Linked DNA regions of Homo sapiens: all the other regions are linked to region 1. A link is a loop called in an ENCODE intact Hi-C map of the cell type or tissue named here. Cell type or tissue: heart left ventricle. All regions are shown on one strand.

Evidence for each region. Peaks named below come from ENCODE experiments on the same cell type or tissue, not always from the same donor. Only the 100,000 strongest peaks of a DNase experiment are listed, where the experiment ranks them.
Region 2: a loop joins it to region 1, with 5 times the contacts of the local background. A loop is called at or near these places in 54 of 110 quality-filtered maps.
Region 3: a loop joins it to region 1, with 5 times the contacts of the local background. A loop is called at or near these places in 5 of 110 quality-filtered maps.
Region 4: it touches region 1 in a loop (16-fold over the local background); 54 of 110 quality-filtered maps call a loop at or near these places.

Annotation. Positions count from the first base shown.
Region 1 is chr7:35,518,251-35,523,250 of GRCh38, forward strand. No RefSeq gene overlaps it. Among named protein-coding and RNA genes, the nearest start is that of HERPUD2, 170 kb to the right of the region's middle. In heart left ventricle, a CTCF peak has its summit at 2,175 (motif pointing left); a DNase peak (open chromatin) is centred at 2,121; H3K27ac peaks cover 301 bases.
Region 2 is chr7:35,422,006-35,427,005 of GRCh38, forward strand. No RefSeq gene overlaps it. Among named protein-coding and RNA genes, the nearest start is that of TBX20, 170 kb to the left of the region's middle. In heart left ventricle, a CTCF peak has its summit at 3,063 (motif pointing right); a DNase peak (open chromatin) is centred at 3,086.
Region 3 is chr7:35,463,495-35,468,494 of GRCh38, forward strand. No RefSeq gene overlaps it. Among named protein-coding and RNA genes, the nearest start is that of TBX20, 210 kb to the left of the region's middle. RefSeq lists an enhancer at 2,080-3,238. In heart left ventricle, no CTCF peak of the experiment used is centred here; a DNase peak (open chromatin) is centred at 2,457; H3K27ac peaks cover 1,904 bases.
Region 4 is chr7:35,188,272-35,193,271 of GRCh38, forward strand. No RefSeq gene overlaps it. Among named protein-coding and RNA genes, the nearest start is that of TBX20, 63 kb to the right of the region's middle. In heart left ventricle, a CTCF peak has its summit at 2,239; no DNase peak of the experiment used is centred here.

The DNA of each region.
Region 1 (5,000 bases):
GGTCAGTACAAGCTGGAGTCCAAAGGCTAAAATCTCAGCAGCAGTGTGATAGTCACTCAGAAATTATAGATTCCATTCACTGGGGAATCACTAACCACTGACATGTGAAAATAAGGGATAAATGCCAAGGATCTATTTCAATGTAGGTTTTCATTTCAGGATCATGGAGAAGGACATATCTGGGCTCATTCATGTGGATGCATTTGGAGTCAGGGGTGGCAATCTGCACAGGAGAACACAGATGAGAGAAGCCAGGAAGTGTGAGTGCAGGAATGTGGGGGCAGGCATGCTGAGACAGAAAGAACCAGGGGACACTGAGAAGAGGCAGCAGCTACCTGTGTGTGGCCCTGCCTGGTTCCATCCTCCTATTTCTTCAAGAGAAAGCAGGAATCTAAATTTTTGTGTGAAATCTCCAAATTTCCTACTGAAAGCTCAATTTTTTTAACCTCTGCAGGCCAAATGGAATATTCAAGGGGCTGAACAGCACCCCAAGGTCACCAATTTATAAGCTTCATTCTCAGCGAAAGGCACAGTCAAAGCACATATTTAATAATTCCCACAAAAGAAAACCCATGCAAATGAAGACAATGAATATGAGAAGGATCCCAGAGGTGAGGTTCATGATGGTTTGGGGAAGAAAAATATTCAGGAGAAAGAGGGGCTATTTGGCTGAGAACTGAAAAAATTATCTGCATAGCCTGTCCACATTAATCAAATTTGCCAGATAATTGCTAGCCCTACTCCACAGAGCCTGTTAAGCATTCACTTTCACAGCTGTATCCTAAATTTAGCTCTGACTTCTGATAACTGAGACACTACTTTGGGTTTATTTTCTGAGCTGCTTCTGGCGAGCATCCAAGGCTCCGACACCCTCAGGGGTTGTGAAAAGAGACCACCTGAGTTCTGTCACCCCAGGACTGGCTTCCACGCCTAATGCTTCAGAGCCCCACAGAGAATGTGAGTGGCCACACTTGCCTGTGGCTAGTGGAGATGCCAAGAACTGGCTTATCCAACTACACAGATGGTTTGGAGCACTGATGGTGTATTTAGTCCATACTGTTAGTTCTAATTAATCCTCCATAAGAAATTCTTATTTTATGGAAGAGGTGATCAGAACTCAAAAATGTTCAACAACTTGGCCAAGGCTAAACCGCCAGGAAGTGGCACTGCTGGGATTTTTCCCTGGGTCTCCTGCATTTCTTTCGTACATCTCTACAGGCTGTTGCAGTGAAATAAATCTGAATTACCTCCCTACTAAAACGCTCTCAATAATTCTCTAGTAGGATGTATTGAAAACACAGCAAGATACAAAGTAAGGGGCTTATGGGCTGACAAGTTTAAATCTTGCAAACTGAAGCAAGTTACCCTATCACTTTGTTCCTCAGTCTTCTCATTTGTGAAGTGGAGATTGTATCTATGCAGAAGATGACATAAAGAATATATTAGTAACATATAAAAGAATCTAGCCCTGTGCCTGGCACAGATAAGGCACCCAATAAATGGGATTTTCTTTTTTCCAAACTTTAGGTGGATTGGGCAATTTCCACAAAATTGTGTTGGGCAAGCCACACACACACACACACACACACACACACCCCTTATGATCCCTGGCCACTCGGCAGAGTTGCCAAAGGTGGGCAGCCTCTGCCACACCCTTCTTTCACCCCAGAAAAGGAAAGAAGCCCCAGCTTCTTGTCCCAAACCTCAGAAATCTTGTAGACATCACCTCCAGGAGTTTTATTCCACAGAATACCGTTTGATTTGGTATGAGCAGGTCCTGAGTTCATAAAATTCCGAGTTAAGCAAAGTTAACCAGATTTCTTCCTACAGAACTTCTCAGAGCTTTTAAACGTTTTGTGATGCTCCAAAGAGAGCACAGAGTCTACAGCTTTACCCAGAGTTACTTCACCTCGGTGCATCTCTGTTGAGGTTAGACCATGCCACCCATCAGGACATCCCACCAAGTGGACCTTTTCCGGCCTCCCCTTATTTAAATGTCCATGGCTTACCCTTCTGCATGAATAGCATCCACTAACACTTAGGCCAGTGAGGTTTGGAGCTACATTTCACAGCCCCTGGCTCAAACTCCAGTAGAACTACCACGGGAGCCGAAAGACTTGGCAGCCGCTTCCGGAGACAAGGCGATAATAGGGAGGTAGAGCCATCTACAGGAGATGTTTGGTACTGCACAACAAGAGCTGCGAGGAGCGGGTGAGCAAAGGAACTGAAAGATGATTACAGGACATTCTACACCAAAAGTTTGGAAGCTCTTTATTAGAGCAACTGAAACTTCACAATGATTTCCCAGATATGTATTTTGTGTAGTATTTGGAACAACAGGTATTTCTCCAAAAAAAGTTAGGGCAATAGCATTTATGTCATAAGAACTCTGTCTGTTGGACCACATTTTGTGATAAAAAACAAAATGAGAAGCACGTTAATGTGCTTAGTAACAGATGTGCACAAATGTGTTCATGTTGATGAGAAGTCTCTCACAGAGCTCTCAGGGGTGAGGGTGAAGAGCAATGTGCTGGGGCAGATCCCTCCCGGCTCCTCTTGTTGCAAGGAATGAGGAGCCTGCCTTCACCCAACATCCAACACTATTCACCAGAGGCCTGGTACATACCAGACACTATGATACATGCCAGGTATAGCATGATGAGGATGACAGACCGTCCCCTGTTCCCAGCAACCCACAAGAGTGGGAGCAGCATTTCCAAGTATGAAAAATCTCAAAGATCATCTTATGAGGAATTCTGATTAAGAGGTTGTCTTAGTCCATTTTCTGTTGCTTATAACTCAGTGCCTGAAACTGGGGAACTTATAAGGAAAAGAAATGTATTTCTTACAGTTATGGAAGCTGAGGATTCTCAGACTGAGGGGCCTCATCTGGCGAGTATTCTTGCTGATGGGGACTCTCTGAAGAATCCCCGGATGGTGCCAGCTGTTACATGCTGGGGGGCTGAGCATGCTGATGTGCTAACTCAGGTCTCTCTTCCTCTCATTATAAAGCCACTAGTTCTCCTCCCACGATAACCCATTAATCCATTAACCCATTAATTCATTAACCCATGAATGGATTAATTCACTCATGACCCAATTGCCTCTTAAATGTCCCACCTCTCAATACTGCCCCACTGGGGACTGAGTTTCAACATGAGTTTTGGAAGGGAGAAACATTCCATTCGTAACAGAGGTCTTTCCAGATTTAAAGTTGAATTTTCCAACAAGAAGCAAAGGGGCCTGTTGCCTTCTGTTATGAGGGATAGTTGTACCCAAAGTAGTTATCATTTGTCTTTTCCAACAACTCAGCAGAAGGTGGGATCAGTGCCTTCTGAACACTTCCCATCTGAGAATATTTGTAGAGAAATTTAGTCTATTTCTATAAGAACATTTTCTCTAAGCCATTTGTGCATTTAAGACAAACTTCAATTATCTTGATGATTGATAGTTTATAATTAAATAAGTTAATAAAGGTTACAGTATTATCTGGAAATCCAAATATGAAGAATCTCAAAATGGTACTTATCATTTGGAGGGCTCTTAACCCATTCTATGCCTTGTTTTGTTTTCTTTCTTCTTTTACATCTATTTTGTGTTCCCACTATGACATATTTTATTTTTCTGTATAAGTTATCTTAAATCCTTTATAGAATAAATAAATAAAATATATGTTTTAATATTAAAACCTATTGTCAGAAGAGGGGCTTACTTGTATTATCTTGGATCATCTAGCTGAAGAATCTACAGAAAAACCTTGAATTCCAGCATTCTTATGTAGCCAGATCAACGGTAACACAGATACAGCCAAATAAAAGCTGGAAAGAACATTCAAATCCCAAAACCTCAAAGCACCACTTATTCCTGTAGTTGTGGAAAAGCAACATGGCTCTTAGTGTCAAAAGCCATAAAACTCACAAGATGACTTTGGCTCTAAAACAAGACAATTACAGACGACAAGACACTTTCTGGAGAAAAACGTTCAAGTCTAAATATCTTTTACCATTCATAAATGGAAGTCAGAAGAGTGGTTACCTTGGAGCTGGGGTGATAGATTGGAAAGGGGCATGAGGAAAACTTCTGGAATGCTCAGCTGTCCCATAGCTCAATCTGAGTGGTGGTTGCACAAGTGATGACTTAGTTTACAATCCAGTACTTAAGACTGGCACAACTGACATACTTTTACTATGTTATGTCTTGATTAAATTTATAATAATTAGATTTACTGTGTTACGCCTTAATAAAATTAAACGTGCTTTACTATATTATACCTTAATATGTATTAAGTTAATACATATTTATGTAGGATTTTAATTTCAGGAAACTTATTGAATCATAAGATAACCCAAAGAGAATTTTTAAGGGATTAAAATTCATTCATTATATTCTACATATAATCTATTTGCCAAAATAGGAAAATGAATACATGTTTTTTAAAAGTGTCCACTGAGACTAAGGATTAAAACCAAAGTGTGTCCTGCTTGGAAAGAATCAGCACATCTTGCCCCAAGTGAGGATCCCTCACAGACAGCCTAAGACTCTGCTCCCAGATGAGCGCCCCCGGGCTGGACACTGAGCCGCAGAGAGTTGGGCTACTGGGGGCTCTCCTCAGGAAGGAGTGGGAGCAGCTGGAGCCACAGGAGCAGCAGGTGTCCTGACAGCCCTACATCAGAGCTTTGTGTTTAGAAACTCCAGGAAGTCCTTGCTGCACTTGGAAATCTTCCCCTCGCCCCCAACTCCCACAAAGGGCCAGACAGCTTAGAGGGAGAGAAGAGCCCCTCCAAAGGCTCACCAAAATGTGCAGCTGTCTGTTCTTTACTGCTGTCCTGCGAGCCCTTAAGGCATTTCAACAATGAACATCTTGATTTTCTGTGAATTTATGGAAGAAAATGTGTCTTTTGAAACTGTACATAGTAGTATGCCCTTATCTGCAGGGAATAGTTCCAAGACCCCCAGTGAATGCCAGAAACTGCAGGCAGTACCCAACCCTATATATACTG
Region 2 (5,000 bases), 96 kb before region 1:
TATCATAACCCCCCACCCCCCAAGTACCTACCCTTTCCAGTCTCCATTGTCTATCATTCCATACTCTATGTCCATGTGTAAACATTAGTTAGATCCCACTTATAAGTGAGAGCATGCAGTATTTGGTTTTCTGTGTCTCAGTTATTTTACCTAGGATAATGGCTTCCAGTCCCATCCATGTTGCTGCAAAATACATGATTTCATTCTTTTTAGTGGCTTAATAGTACTCCATTGTGTATATATACCACATTTTCTTTTTCCATTCATCTGTCGAGGGACACTTAGGTTGACTCTGTATCTTTGCTATCGTGAGAAGTGCTGCAATGAAGTGCAGGTATCTTTTAGTAATAATTTTTTACTTTTGGTAGATACCCAGTAGTTGGATTGCGGGATCAAATGGTAGTTTTAGTTCCCATCATCTTTAAAATAACCTCCCTTTATTAGCTGAAATATCCATGTCTCCCAATATAGAAGTTGGAAATGAAGTTACTTGCCTCCTTCATACCCAGGACACAACATTTGTCCTGTGGGTTCATCAGTCAGTTGTACCTGGGAAAGACTTCCACATGGAAGATCCTATTGCAGAAATGTCCTCAAAAGGGATGGAAAAACTGGTGCAGTAAAGCTGAATCTCTGGCACTAGGTATTCAGCAGTGTCAGAGACAATGATTTTCTTGCCAGGCCATTTTCTGTTCAGAGTTTGGGTGTTGCTCCTAGGAGCTGAGCTTCAGGTCCCTCTCTCTAGCCCTTCCCCCAATTCTGTGAGTTCCTTCATATTCATTAATAAATTCTTTTCCTGCTTAAACTAGTCAGAGTGGATTTTGGTTGCTTTGCAACTAGAAACATGGACTGCCACAAAAGGTGACATTCAATAGTAAAAATAGTCTTGACACTCACACAGAGTACATCATCTGGCAGTCCAGGGTGAACAGTGAGTATGTCTCCGCGTGCAGTAACAATGGGTTGAAAAGTCAAAGAGTTTCAATCACACAGAAATCCTAGCAACTAGTTTGTTGTAATATGGCTAGGGGTTTTCTGGTTGGACATATTACTATGTTTAATCAAACAACTTGGAAGACAATCCAGACTGCCCTGTTATTTAAGAAAATACTCATTTGGAATATCCAAGTGATTGTTCCTAGGGCTGAGCCTATTGTTTCCCAGCTTTAACGCAGGAGTAAGTTTTTGTGTTTTATGAATCCGTAATGCCTATTGTATTGGTTTGCCAGGGCCGCCATAACAAAGTACCACTGACTGGGTGGCTTCAATAACAGAAATATATTTTCTCACAGTTCTGGAGGCTGGAAGTCCAAAACTGAGGTGCTGGCAGGGTTGATAGCTTCTGCGGCTTCTCTCCCCAGTTTGCGGTCCTAACATCGTTGCCCCTCAGTCTGTGTCCTGATCTCCTGTTCTTATGAGGACACTTGTCATATTGGATTAGAGCCCACCCATAAAACCTCATTCTACCTTAATCACCTCTTTAAAGACCCTATCTCCAAATACAGCCATATTCTGAGGTACTGGGGGTTAGGACTTCAACACAGGAATTTGGGGCAAGTGACACACATCAGCCCATAACATCCGTGTTCCTCTAAATTATTTAAATCTAAGACTGATTTGGAGAAGCTAATTTCAAAAGTTACCACTACATATGTTTATTTTGACATAAATCTTTACAGTGAAAGGATCTATTGGTTATTACATGAAAATTCCATTTCAGAAAGTGAGGTTAGACCTCTCCCTCCCCACACCCTCTATCTACCCTTGAAAGTTTGCTTTTTAAGGAACTAAAATGAGAACTAAACAGCTTTTAAAGACTGGTCTTCTCCATATCCAGTCTTCCTTGCTCATCAAGTCTGCACTAAAATCCTACTTTCACCACGAGGCCTCTCCTATCCTCCCCCAGCCACATGGGCTTTCTCCTCTTCTAAACTCTGAGAACACATTAATCATGGCTCCCTGGCAACACAAACTTCTACCTTGGAATAGAGTTTTCTGTCCACATGTTTCGTTTTCCCTGTAGATTAGATATTCCTTAAGGACTTGCCTGATTCATTTGTGGTACATACTTGTCCAGCAAGGAGGTAGCAGGGTATATCTACTGCCCTGTTCTCGTGGCTTGATATGAAGGGCCCCTTTCCAATGTTATTTTCCAAATATCCTTTCTCCAGTGCTTTATTGCCAGGCCTCTGAAATTATACTTCCCTTCTTGTCACTCCCAAATACCTCCAGCATAACCCTCATCAGACTTTCTCGGTCTTAGTCTTTCTCCTTCTTTTACAACCCCAGTGACCTTCATCAGCAATAATGAATATTGCTGAAGTCCTCTCCCTTTCTGTCTCATCCTTGGGTGGAGGGTAGAGGGAGGGTCCTTGCCCTGACAAGCAATGCAGCATACTTTTATGGATATAGGGTATATGGGAGCTCCTAGTCCCACTACAAAGCCCCAGGCTCTACAGTGGCAAATGCAGAGATCAAATGGGCCACTCCAGATAAAAGCCTCAGAGGAGATGGAATTAAGATGTGAGCCTTTGTGTTCATTGCAGTACTGTTCACAATAGCCAAGATGTGGAAACAACCTAAATGTTCACTGACAGATAAATGGACAAAGACAATGTGGTATATCCATACAACGAAATATTATTCAGCTTTAAAAAAGAAGGAAACTCTGCTATATGCAACAACATGGATGAACCAGTAGGACGTTATGCCAAGTGAAATAAGCCTGCCGCGGAAGGGAAAAAACTGCATGACTTCATTCATATTAGGTGTCTAAAGTAGTCAGATTAATAGAAACAGACAGTAAGTAGAATGGTGGTTGTCAGGGGGTGGGAGAAGGGGGAAACAGGGAGTTGCTGTTCAACTGGTATAAAATTTCAGTTATATGAGATGAATTTGTTCTAGAGATCTGCTGAACAATTTTGTGCCCATAGTTAACAATACTGTATTGTGCACTTAAAAATCTGTCAAGAGGGTAGATCTCTTGTTTAGCACTCTTACCACAATTAAAAAAAAAAAAAAAAAAAAGTAAGATGTGAGCTGGCCCACCCAGCAGAGGGCAGTGCAGTGCACACAACCAACCACTGCAGCTAGTGGCCACAGGAGGCCTGGACTGATCCTGTGGCTGAGCAACGGCACAGGTGTTTTTCCTTGAGCGGGGGAGCTGGGTGGCAATTGTTGTTTCTTTTTGTTTGATTCTACTTTGTTTTCATCTTAAAATCCTGGTTTTGTTAAAGTGAAATTTTTTTCTTAAAAATTGACACCAGCAATAAAAATGATGTGTTTCTTCCTCCAAACTTGAAGAGTGGAAGAAAATTAAAGTTCATTTGGATATGGTGCAGATTCTAATAACATATATCAGTTTACAGTTGGGCACGCTCATAGCTGTAATTTCAGCCTTTGGGAGGCCAAGGCAGATGGATCACTTGAGCCCGGGAAGCCAAGACCAGTCTGGGACACATAGTAAGACCCTGTCTCAACAAAAAACATCAAAAAAATTAGCCAGGCATGGTGGTGCACACCTGTAGTCTCAGTTACTTAGGTGGTGGAGGCACAAGAATCAACTGAGTCTGGGAGATGGAAGTTGCAGTGAGCTGAGATCTCACCACTGCACTCCAGTCTGAATGACAGAGCAAGATCCTGTCTCAAAACAAACAAGCAAAAAGCATATGTCAGCACACTAAACTATTGTTCTTTATTGACTGTCTTTAAAAAGTCTTCAATGTTTATGCTTTGAGTAGTAAAACAGAGAAGGCAGCACTCAGGTGTATCTGCACCTTCTCCTTTGAGAAAAAAATCCACAGGTGCCACACAAATAGGACATTTACTATTTCCTTTAAAATAACAAGATAGAGCAAAATAATTTGTACTCATAGGGAATCCAAGAAATTCTAATTTATTTCACAGGAATTACTGCATTTAATCTGCCCCAGCTGCCTCTGTTACTCAAGGAGCAGATATGAGATGCCTACAAAAGGCCTCAGAAATACTGAATTAGTCTATAAATGTGCTTAGCATTGAGGTGGTGAATTGTTTATAGGTGTTCAATGGAAATAAATCAAAGGGCATCAGAGAAAAAATAAGTAAGTTTTCTTGCCGATAAAAGAAAACACACCTCTCAGCTATGTCTGAGAAATCCTTTGTCAGGACAAGGGACATGCAGTAGATTACTCAGGAACTGCTGAGGTTTGTAAAAGCTAACTTCATTCCAATAGGACAAGGTGGGGCTGGTTTTCTAAGGCTAAAATGTGGGATACAGAAGAAGTACCTTTCTAGAGATTAGGTTTGTTCAGTTGAAGGGTGAAGTGGGGCATTAGGTCCTTGGGTGACAGAGTGAGGAGGAGATGACACAGAGCAGGGGAGAGACTGGAGGAGGAAAGAACAGTATTCCGCTACCTCCCCCTACCCCCTGAGGCTTTGACTGATTCCAGGGAAGTATGCACCTGATAGGAAGAGTGAACACTGCAGAGGGCGTGACAAATTATGTGAGGCTCCCATCTCTTTCCAAAGAGAGGACTCACCCTCTTTGCTCATCTCAGTGTCTTTAATATTTTCTCAATAGCCATCCACATTGATCCTAGGCAAGTAGCCTTCATGAAATGCAAATAATTAAGAAAACATGTAGTTAGCCTTCCTCCATGTTCAGGTAGTATCCATGTAGTATTTCTTATTTTACTATGGACTAAGGCTGGAGTACTTAGGTTGGATGATTGAGTGATTTTCTTTTCTATCTTGGTCTTGTTTTGTCTGTTGGAAAAGTATAATTTGTGATTATCTGCATAAAATGTCAACCTTGGGTGATGTCTGAAAAAAATGGTGAAGTTAGGACCTCTGAAAATTCTTTCCTCCGTCAAAGGAATCTGACAAAAATGATCAGAATCAACTTTTTCAGAGCTCTAAAAATTAAATAAAGGTTTACAACAAGCAGTGGGGTATATATTCAAGAACAAAATATCTGAATCTTGGTAAGAACAGCAAGCTTTGTAGCATTTTGTCTTGTC
Region 3 (5,000 bases), 55 kb before region 1:
AATCATCAGGTAAAGTCTCACTTTCCCATAATTTGTGGTACCTTTCTGTAGGCTCTTTATTGATTCTTTCTATTTCTTCATCCTTGAAAGAAAAGATTGTTATTTAAGCCTGGAATTTCCAGGAGCCCCCATCATTGCGTATTTAGCTCCTGGAACTTCCCTTCGAAGGTACACAGTTAAAAATCAGCCACTAACTCAATGTACAACACATGCAGGCCTTTGTTGTGAGTAATGCTGCTAGGTTGAAGTTAGATTTTCCTTGGTCCAACTATCAGGTTCTTTGGATAAGATACAGGTTTTATTCCTCTTGTGTACAGTTTAGAACATAAAAGATTACACCGCTTATCCAGAACTGTTCCCAGGGCTCTTCCTGACTCCACCCTGCTTCTGATGCTTCTCTTTAGGTATCTAAGTGAACCAAGATGCAATGTGCTTCCTCCATTCCCCTCTGCTGTGTGGGAACTATGGCTTCTGGATGGATGAAGATAAAGCTGGGCTGAAGGCGTGGTGTGAGGGGGAGGGGATGGCAGGGGACATCTGCGGAAAGACAGGACTCTGGCACCTCTACCTAACTTGGAAGATATTGGAAGAGAGACAGCCTGTTTTTCTAGTACTTGTCCCTGTGTCTCGAAGACAGGGGCATCAGCAGGAAGGTATTTAGGTTATTTCATATCTTCTCTTTTTGGATTTGGCAGTTTTAACTAAAGAAAGCATGCTCCAAAATTATTTCTCAATCCTTTCCTATTGGTATGGTAATTAATAGCAGTTCTCCCTAGAATTTAACATGTGGTCTTTGCTTATATTTTTAAAAATATCAGTACTTGCTTTTTGTTTGTCAGTTTATTTGTATTTACATGAGTTTTACACCAGCATTTCTGGGGAAAAGAGGGACATATCAGGCATCATAACACCAATTTAAAGCAGAAGTCCTTCCTCTAAATTTTAAATTCCATTGAATTTTAATTTTAACTTTTCTGGCTCAATGGCCATTGTAAATATACAAAATTGTACAGGGCTCTAACAAAGTGATTGTTTTTAGGCCATTAAAGTACAAAAGACAATGTCCCTACACTAAATTCTCCCAACCTATTGCTCTTTACAAAACTGTTTATTTTTTCTCTCTCCTCCCTAACATGTGTGTGGGCCTATCGTGTCTTATGGGTTTCCTCTAGAACCACTATGGCCCTCTTAATGTGAAGACCCTACAGGACTCTTGCTATTTCTGAAAGAGGGATCATAAAATCTCATGTGGGAAGAAATTTTTGGAAAAGGTCTAATACAGGCACCAGCATTATCCTTTCTCACCCAGTGGTCAGTTGTCCTCTGCTGCAACACCTCCAGCGTGGGGAATTCTCTACCTCCTGGGGCCATCAATTCCATCTCTGTGGGGCTCCGATTGTTACAAAGTCCTTCCCTATATTGAGCTGAAATGTGTCTTTCCTTTGTTATCCTCTTATTGCTCCTGGTTCCTCCACATATGGACTCAGTGTGTTACCTCTTCCATGTGAGCACCTGCCAGACACGGGGAGGTTTTATGCTCCTCCCCTGCCCCAAGTTCTCCCTTCTCTGGGACAAACAAGTTCAGGTCCTTCAATTACTCCTGCAAATCTCTGTAATGACTTAGTTGTGTCATGAGACTCATGGGAGTTCTTTGTTCATTTAATGGGAAGCAAGAAGAAGTTATCCTAAGCACCAAAAGGTGGAAGCACCCAAAAAGATGCCCATCAACTTGCTCTGGGTGTCATCAAAGGGCAAGACAGGACTTCCTAAATGAGATGGACAGGAAGCATTCCTGAGTAGCGCTGCTGTCCTCAATGAGATGAGATGGCCACTCACATTAGGTAAGGAAAGGAGAGTCCAATAAAAAGCCAATTCCAAAGGTGTGGCCAGGGTCAAAGGAAACCCCAAGGGAAGGTGCTGTCCTGGGGGCTGGTACTAATAGGATACCACCCCTAGGTCTGAAGGGGCAAGGGAGGCAGTGGTTACCGTAGAACACAGTACAAAGTTTATTGTTGGTCAAATGTTTCTATTACCCTCATTAAAATATATGAGCATGGATAAAAATTCTGTAGCTTATATTTTGCACCCTTGCTTTTAGACATTAATTGGCATTTGTTAAAACTGCTAAGAACACTTTGGTTTTCATTAAGCATCAAGCAAGACATAAACAAAGTAATCAAGATGGCTGAAGTGGGAGCAGGAGTGGGGCTGCTTTTTGGGACATATTTTAAAGGGGCCTGTGAGCAAGGGCCAAGCACCCTCCCCCTGCTCATGGAGGTGGCGATTTTATGTCCCTGTTTGGCTCAGGTCTGAAGCACAGCCTGGCTGAGAGGCAGCTGGCACGGGCCCAGGCACGATTGCATGCCTGCCCCTGTGGGCCCCACTTCCAGCAGGTCACCCGGTCTGTGTTGTCACCTTGAAACATTCTAGAGAGCTGTGAGCTTCAGAAGGTGAGGCTCTGGGGGCTGGGCTGGGGGCAGGGAAGGCAGCCACGCAGGGTGGCTGGAGAGCTTTTGACAGCCCCTAGCAGAGCCCAGCATCCCATTCCCGACGACGTGAGCCCCCCAGGCAGGCGCCGAGTGGATAAGAGTGTAGACAGCGAGGCCGGCCTGTGACGCTTGCCAGCACCTGCAGATAGCAGGCAAATAATTGGCACATGCTTAAAAAAAATTAAAAACCTCTTGGATGTGAGTATTTTCTAACAGCATCTGGCGGGAGTGCCCGGGAGGAATTTAATCAGCAAGAGTTGTTTAAATGGGGCTCCGCACAGGCCCCGGCCAGGCCCGCCATGAACTCGGCATCATGTGCCACCCCTGTCTGCTGAGAACATTCAATTTGTTAATTCTGCAGCTGGTGAGAGAGGTCAGATAGGAAAGTGACGATTGTTTTCTGACGTTCCAACCCCTGCTCACATCTTTCTAATTAATCCTTTTAGGAGCCACAGGAAGATTAAGAAGGAGAAAAGGTGAGGGAATCAAGTACCAGAGAAATTGATGGAAAGACAACGCTGCTGCCCTTCTCTTCTCAAATGGGATGGATGTGAGGAGCTGGGGGTGGGGAGAGAGAAAAAAAAATTGAGGACTGCTGCCTGCCACTCTTCTCGCTCAAAGGAAAATCATGCTCGGAAGACATGGGACCCAAAAGGGCCACTGGATCTTCTCCTATGGTGCCTGTCTCTTTTAAACAGGAGGCAGCAGCCCCTCTCCTGGTCTCCATCACTCAGTCTTGGACCATCAGGAGCCACTGAGGCCTCCCAAGCAGAGTGGCAACTATGCTGGGTGGGAACGTGACCTGCTGTTAAAGGCCCACAGTCATTAGAATTCTGTAAGAACATACCCTGGTAGCCAGAGGGCCTGGTTTGGTGTCCGGACCCCAACATGTCACGTTGCTCTGCCTAGCTGTGTGAGATGGGGCTGGTGTGCAGCTGTCTTCTGCTGGTCCTTCTAGATTCATTTTTCCTCCTGCTCCACCTTTTTTCTGCCATAGAGGCAGACCTCTGAGGGCCTCATCCATGGGCTCCTGCCCTCCAAGTCCGGCTGGTGGGGATCCCAGTAGATAGGAGGGAGAAACAGCAAGAGGCTGCTGGAGGCTGGCTGGAACTGGGGCAGGGACGCTCGTGCGCTTCCCCGAAGTCTCTCTTTTTAGGTCCTTTGCTGCTGCTAGCCCCAGGTCCTTGCAGTACCCCCTCTGCTTCCCCCTACCCACCCATGGCATGTATTTAGTGCCTTTGTGCATAAACACCTCTCAAATTATCCTGATTGAGGGTACTTCTTTCCACTGAGACATCAACACTGGTACCTGATGGATAAGGCAAGTCTGAGTTTGCACCTGGCCCCTATTCACAGTAAGGATGTGAGAAAGTTACTTAACCTCTCTGAGCATGGCTTGACTCATCCCTAAGATGGGGATGGATGATACTGAATCATAGCATTGTGATATAACCCGAACCAGGCACCTAATTAATACCCATTTCTTTGTTTATGAAAGTCTCAAGTTTAGGGGAAACAAAAAAAAAAGATCAGTAAAAGGTATAAAACAAAAGAATGCAATGAACACCAGAATCATCATCAAACCAAGACATTAAAATACTTTCCTGCCAGTGGGACCGCAGCCAAGTAGTGCTATTTGATACAGCATCCCTCTGTCCTGGTCAGAGGAGAGCCCTGCTCAGAACTGACTATCCATGGCAAGCATTGAGTGTGGAGCACCCACTCCACAGCCCCCAGTCCTTTCGCTCATGCTCCAACATAGTCATCCTGTAAATATTTGCTGAATCACCTTCTGTGTGCCTTGCCCTGTGCTAGGTCCTGGGGAACCATGGATCACTCAGACACAGCACCAGACTTCAAGGTGCTCACAGCCACTTGGGGAAATGAGCCCTAAATTCCTAGCTTTGATCAAACAATAAAATGCCACCAGGCATAAAGGTGGGAATGATTAATTCTGCTATTGGCATACGTGTGTGCATGTGGGTGTGCTGGGAAGGGAGGTCTGGGAAGGCTCCTCCAAGGCCTTGAAAGATGAGACTTCTGAAAACAGAAGAGCTCAGTGGGCAGAGGGAACCGGACGTGCAAAGGCACGGAGGCAGGAGAGAACACAGAGAAATCTGCCAACAAGTCCCAGTGGCTGGAATATGGAGTCCAAAGTACTGATGGCAGCAGGGATTCCACTAGAAGTAAAGATCAGTTTGCGAGAGGGAAAGGACCCGAAAAGCACTCTGAGAAATTTGGCTTTGATTCAGGAAGCAAAAAAGAAGTAGCAAGAATTCTTCATTCTGAGCGTTTTAGGGAGAAACGCTGGCACAATAAAGTGTGCAATTTTTGTAATCATCTGCCTTCTGATAGTAAGGCCCTATTCTCCTGGGTTGGCAGGAAATTTGTTCACAGCTATGTTTGAGACGACCCTCTTCCCAGCTCCCATCCAGGACCTTGTATGTTTTTGAGTCTTGCACAGACACAAGCCTCCAGGGGTCCCACAGAGCCATGTTCTCACAGTCCGGC
Region 4 (5,000 bases), 330 kb before region 1:
CACTAAGTTATGAAACATTCATATAGTGAAGCATTACAGCCACCAAAGTCATTTTGCATGGATATTTAATGATATAGGAAAATAGTCATGATATAATGTTAAAGGAAAAAAGAAGCAGGATATATTTTATGATTCATATGTTTAGTAAACACACAAAATTAACTGTGTGCCATGTGCTGCTCTAAATCTTTTACACAGGGGACTCATATAGGAAGATTACCAATGTATGACCTTGAGCTGGTAATTTAGCCACTCTAGGATTAATTTCCTCATCTGAAAAATGAAGACAGTTATATTTGTCTTACTGATGGTATGATTGAATGAATTAATGCTTGTAAAGCATCAAAAACACACCACATGCTTAAACAAATGTTCCTTTATTATGTTCTAGACCGGCCATCCTATAGTGCACTCGTGAGTATTTTTAGGTTGGTGCAAAAGTAATTGCTATTTTTGCCAATACTTCCAATTAATATTTTGCTCACTTGGTTTCTTTGTCATCAAGTGATATGTTAGTAATTATTAAACAGTAATACATGTTTTAGGTTCATTAGTTAACTGAGAGATAGTTGCCTAAATCATTATGTATCTACTCCTACTAAGGAGAGGAGTAGATTTGTATATAAGAGGGAAATCATGACACTTAGTTTTATGTGCAGTTGAATAGAATCATGGATGTTTTCATGTTTTTACAGCTTCTGTAACAGTGGTCACTTATTTTGACCTCATTATTTTGAATGGTTATTTGAGTCACATTTTAGCTGTATACTAACCAATGACAATAACTTAAAGCAGTTAGGTTGATAATTTAATCTATGATTAATTGACAATTAAAATAGCACATTATAATTAGATAAGATGCAATATATTCTTGCATTATCTTATCATCTTTGAAACAGAGATGCCTCATGATTTATATATATATATGTTTTTTTATATATGTTTTTATTATACTTTAAGTTCTAGGGTACACGTGCACAACATGCAGGTTTGTTACATATGTATACATGTGCCATGTTGGTGTGCTGCACCCATTAACTCATCATTTACATTAGGTATGTCTCCTAATGCTATCCCTCCCCCTCCCCCCACCCCACGACAGGCCCCAGTGTGTGATGTTCCCCTTCCTGTGTCCAGGTGTTCTCATTGTTCAATTCCCACCTGTGAGTGAGAACATGCGGTGTTTGATTTTTTGTCCTTGTGATAGTTTGCTGAGAATGCTGGTTTCCAGCTTCATCCATGTCCCTACAAAGGACATGAACTCATCATTTTTTATGGCTGCAGAGTATTCCATGGTGTATATGTGCCACATTTTCTTAATCCAGTCTATCATTGTTGGACATTTGGGTTGGTTCCAAGTCTTTGCTATTGTGAATAGTGCCGCAATAAACATATGTGTGTATGTGTCTTTATAGCAGCATGATTTATAATCCTCTGGGTATATACCTAGTAATGGGATGGCTGGGTCAAATGGTATTTCTACTTCTAGATCCCTGAGGAATCGCCACACTGTCTTCCACAATGGTTGAACTAGTTTACAGTCCCACCAACAGTGTAAAAGTGTTCCTATTTCTCCACATCCTCTCCAGCACCTGTTGCTTCCTGACTTTTTAATGATCGCCATTCTAACTGGTGTGAGATGGTATCTCATTGTGGTTTTGATTTGCATTTCTCTAATGGCCAGGGATGATGAGCATTTTTTCATGTGTCTGTTGGCTGCAAATGATTTAGCTTTTTTTTTTTTTTTCTCAAGATAGGGTCTCACTGTCACACAGGCTAAAGTGTGATGGTGCTCACTGAAACCTTGAACTCCTGGGCTCAAGGGATCCTCCTGCCTCAGTCTCCTGAGTAGCAAGGACTACAGGTGCAGGCCACCACACACAGCTAATTTGTTTATTTTTGTAGAGATGGGGTATCACTATGTTGCCCAGGCTGGTCTAAAACTCCTAGCCTCAAACACTCCTGCCGCCTCTGCCTCCCAAAGTATTGAGATTACAGGTATGAGCCACTGCACCTGGCTGCAAATTATCTGTCTTACATAGAAATCTCTAATCCGGTTATGGATATCTAAAACTTGCCTCAGTTTTTCCTTTGTCTTTTAGTAAAACAATTGGGAATTTTAAAAAATGCAATTAAACTATGTAACCAGCAGATGGCAATAATGATCTGTAAATCAAAATTTCAAAACTTAGTTACTTATTAAATTCATTCTTTAAAAAAAATCACTGTTCTTATAATAAATCCATTTACTAAATATGAAATGTAGGAAAATTCCAAATGTAACCCCACATAAAAATTACATTGCATATTTCATATGTCAAAATAATTAACATATTCATCATGGCCAAGATTTAGTTTTCCAAATAATAATGACTTTGTTTTAATTGATTCGAATAATTTATTAGATTTAAAGTTTTAACTTTGCACAAATACATAGATATAATTTAAGTGGATAGTTAAGTTCCATCTCTAGCCTCCAGGCTAGATAGAGGTGGTTTAGCGAAGACCATTTTGAAAACATTACAAACTTTTCCGGTTATAATTTCGTAATTTAAAATATGAATTTCACTTTAATTGAAACTTTCTGCATAAAAGATTGGTTTTTATTTGTGCTGTCTCATAATTTCTTATGCATTAAGATACTTTTCCCCCTTTGTACCGTGCAAGGAGTTGGAATTGGCACCAAAGTATTAGTTTGTACTTTATCAGCATTAGTTATTCCCAAAGATGGTGGCAAAATTCTTAGGATCTCATAGTTATTTTATTTAGTAATTTTATTTATTTTCATTATACCTTTCTAAGACTTTTTCTACAAATTCAAACATGAAATACATCCTTTGTTTAATTTTGTAGCTCCATTTTTGCCTTCAAAAATAGGATAGCCATAGGTATGTTCTTCTTGGAGCTTACTTATTCTCTAGGTAATTTCAAATTGGTCTGCTTATAAATGTTAAAAGATCCTTTCAAATTCTTCTTCAGCAAGTTGCCTCCACTAAAAAAAGTGTCTTTGGACGTGTGTATTTTATAAAACAACTGCTTCAGTCTAAAACCTTTCTTGGATTTACATATCTTGGATTGACTCATTTTTAAATAGCATATTTGCTGCTGTCGAATTACTTTACAGAGCCTCTTTAAATTCATATTGGATGCAGGTCTTCATCAAGGAGAAAGTGGAAAGACACCAACTTGCCGTGAAGCATACAGCAAGCTTAGATGTAAATGCATCTGTAAGTGATACTTTGCATAATGCTGTCTTTTGGACTATGGAAGAAAGGCATCTGTAATAACAAGTTGGAATTTCCAAGAGTTCCAATCTATTTTCTGTGTCCATGAGGGGGCTATCCACTCCCCACTCCTAACCCCCCAAAAAAAACCCCAAAACCAAAAAACTAGAGCTCTGTAAGCCACCCATGCCCCGGTCGTGTAGTGCTCCAGGCCTATGTCAGATACGACATACCTTATAAACAACTCCAGGCCTTTATCAGATAAGACATGCCTATAAAGGCGTGTCTTATTCAAAGGGAGGGAGGTGATCCATAAATTAACTGGGAGATTCTTTCAGCTCCAAGTAGAGAGACTGCACAATTCAATAGTATATGCACATTCATTTGAACCAGATTGGTACTCAGTTATCACTGTTAAATGACTTAACCAACATATACACAACAATACTTATATACATGTACCACATCCCCAAATCTACAAAATCCATTTTTCCCTGGATTTGATGGTAATATACCATGTACAAACTCCATCATATTGAGATTATTTTTATTTACCACCAAAGTAACTAATGTAAGAATTACTACATTCAATATTAATAAGCAAAAGCCTCTACTATGTTAGTCCATTTTCCCCATTTAGTAAAAAAAAAAAGTGCAGCTTGCTGCCAGTGCTCATTTAATTTTACATAAACACTTTGAGGCTGAAGCAAATCTGACTGATTTTCAACATGAAAATAAAATATAAAAACTGTTCTTAGAGTTATTTATAAACAGAATTTGTCTCTAATCCTAATGTAACAGAAATGTAGATGATGATGTTACAGTAGGATTAGAGATGAGTATTTTTGGGGCAAACAGGAAATGATTTAAAGAATGAGTTTCAGAATATTTATGGGCAGATTAAATGCAAAACATAGTAAAAGTGCCAATGATACATAATGAATCTGTGTGCTGTATTTTACATAATATAATATTTTAGGTTGATTTAAGATTGAACTTTGATTATAATATAGAGTTGAAGATATATCACTAGACTAGGCCCAGTATGCTTTGGCCAATTTACTTTGTTTCTCTAGTTCTGATTTCCTCAACTATAAAATACTTTGGATGACATGGCCTAAATAAGGTCTTTTAAACTTACTTGATTCTAGTTGGTATTTGTACAAATATTTAGGTAGATGCACCTGCTAAGTCATACAGTGGCCTGTACTAAGATCTCTTTTTACCACTTTTTTCCTTCCCTCCTCCTCTGCCTCCAGCTATGTGTTCAGACTCCACCCTGAGGGTCTTACTCTGCAATCTATCCCACAGTTTGTCCTCTAGTACCTACACTTGTCATTGCCCACCCAGAGGGCTGAGCTCATCTCTCTCTCATCTCTTCGGCCCAGCCCCAACCTGGCCTCCCCCTTATCCCTGAACTTTATTCCTCTGATTCCTTCTCACCTGCACTGCCCAGTCTCTAAGTAGGGTGGGCCTCCTTGTTCCTATTTTCTAATTACTTCTATCTACTAGTAGCCTAAATGGCAACTAGAGAATAAGGAGGAGAGTGAGACAGCCCTAAATAAATAATAAGTGTTTACATCAAGACCACCAGACTTGTTGGGGGCAGCAGAGCTCTGCTTTCGCATAAGTATGGACCCATCCCCTAAAGATAAATATGAAACTTTAAAATGCTCTCATCTTTGGTACCATCCGTTGAAACCCTTTTTGAGATACTTATTAGTGAGAATTTATAATCCATTAGTAGAAAAACCATCGAGTTTTGCAGCTTTCATA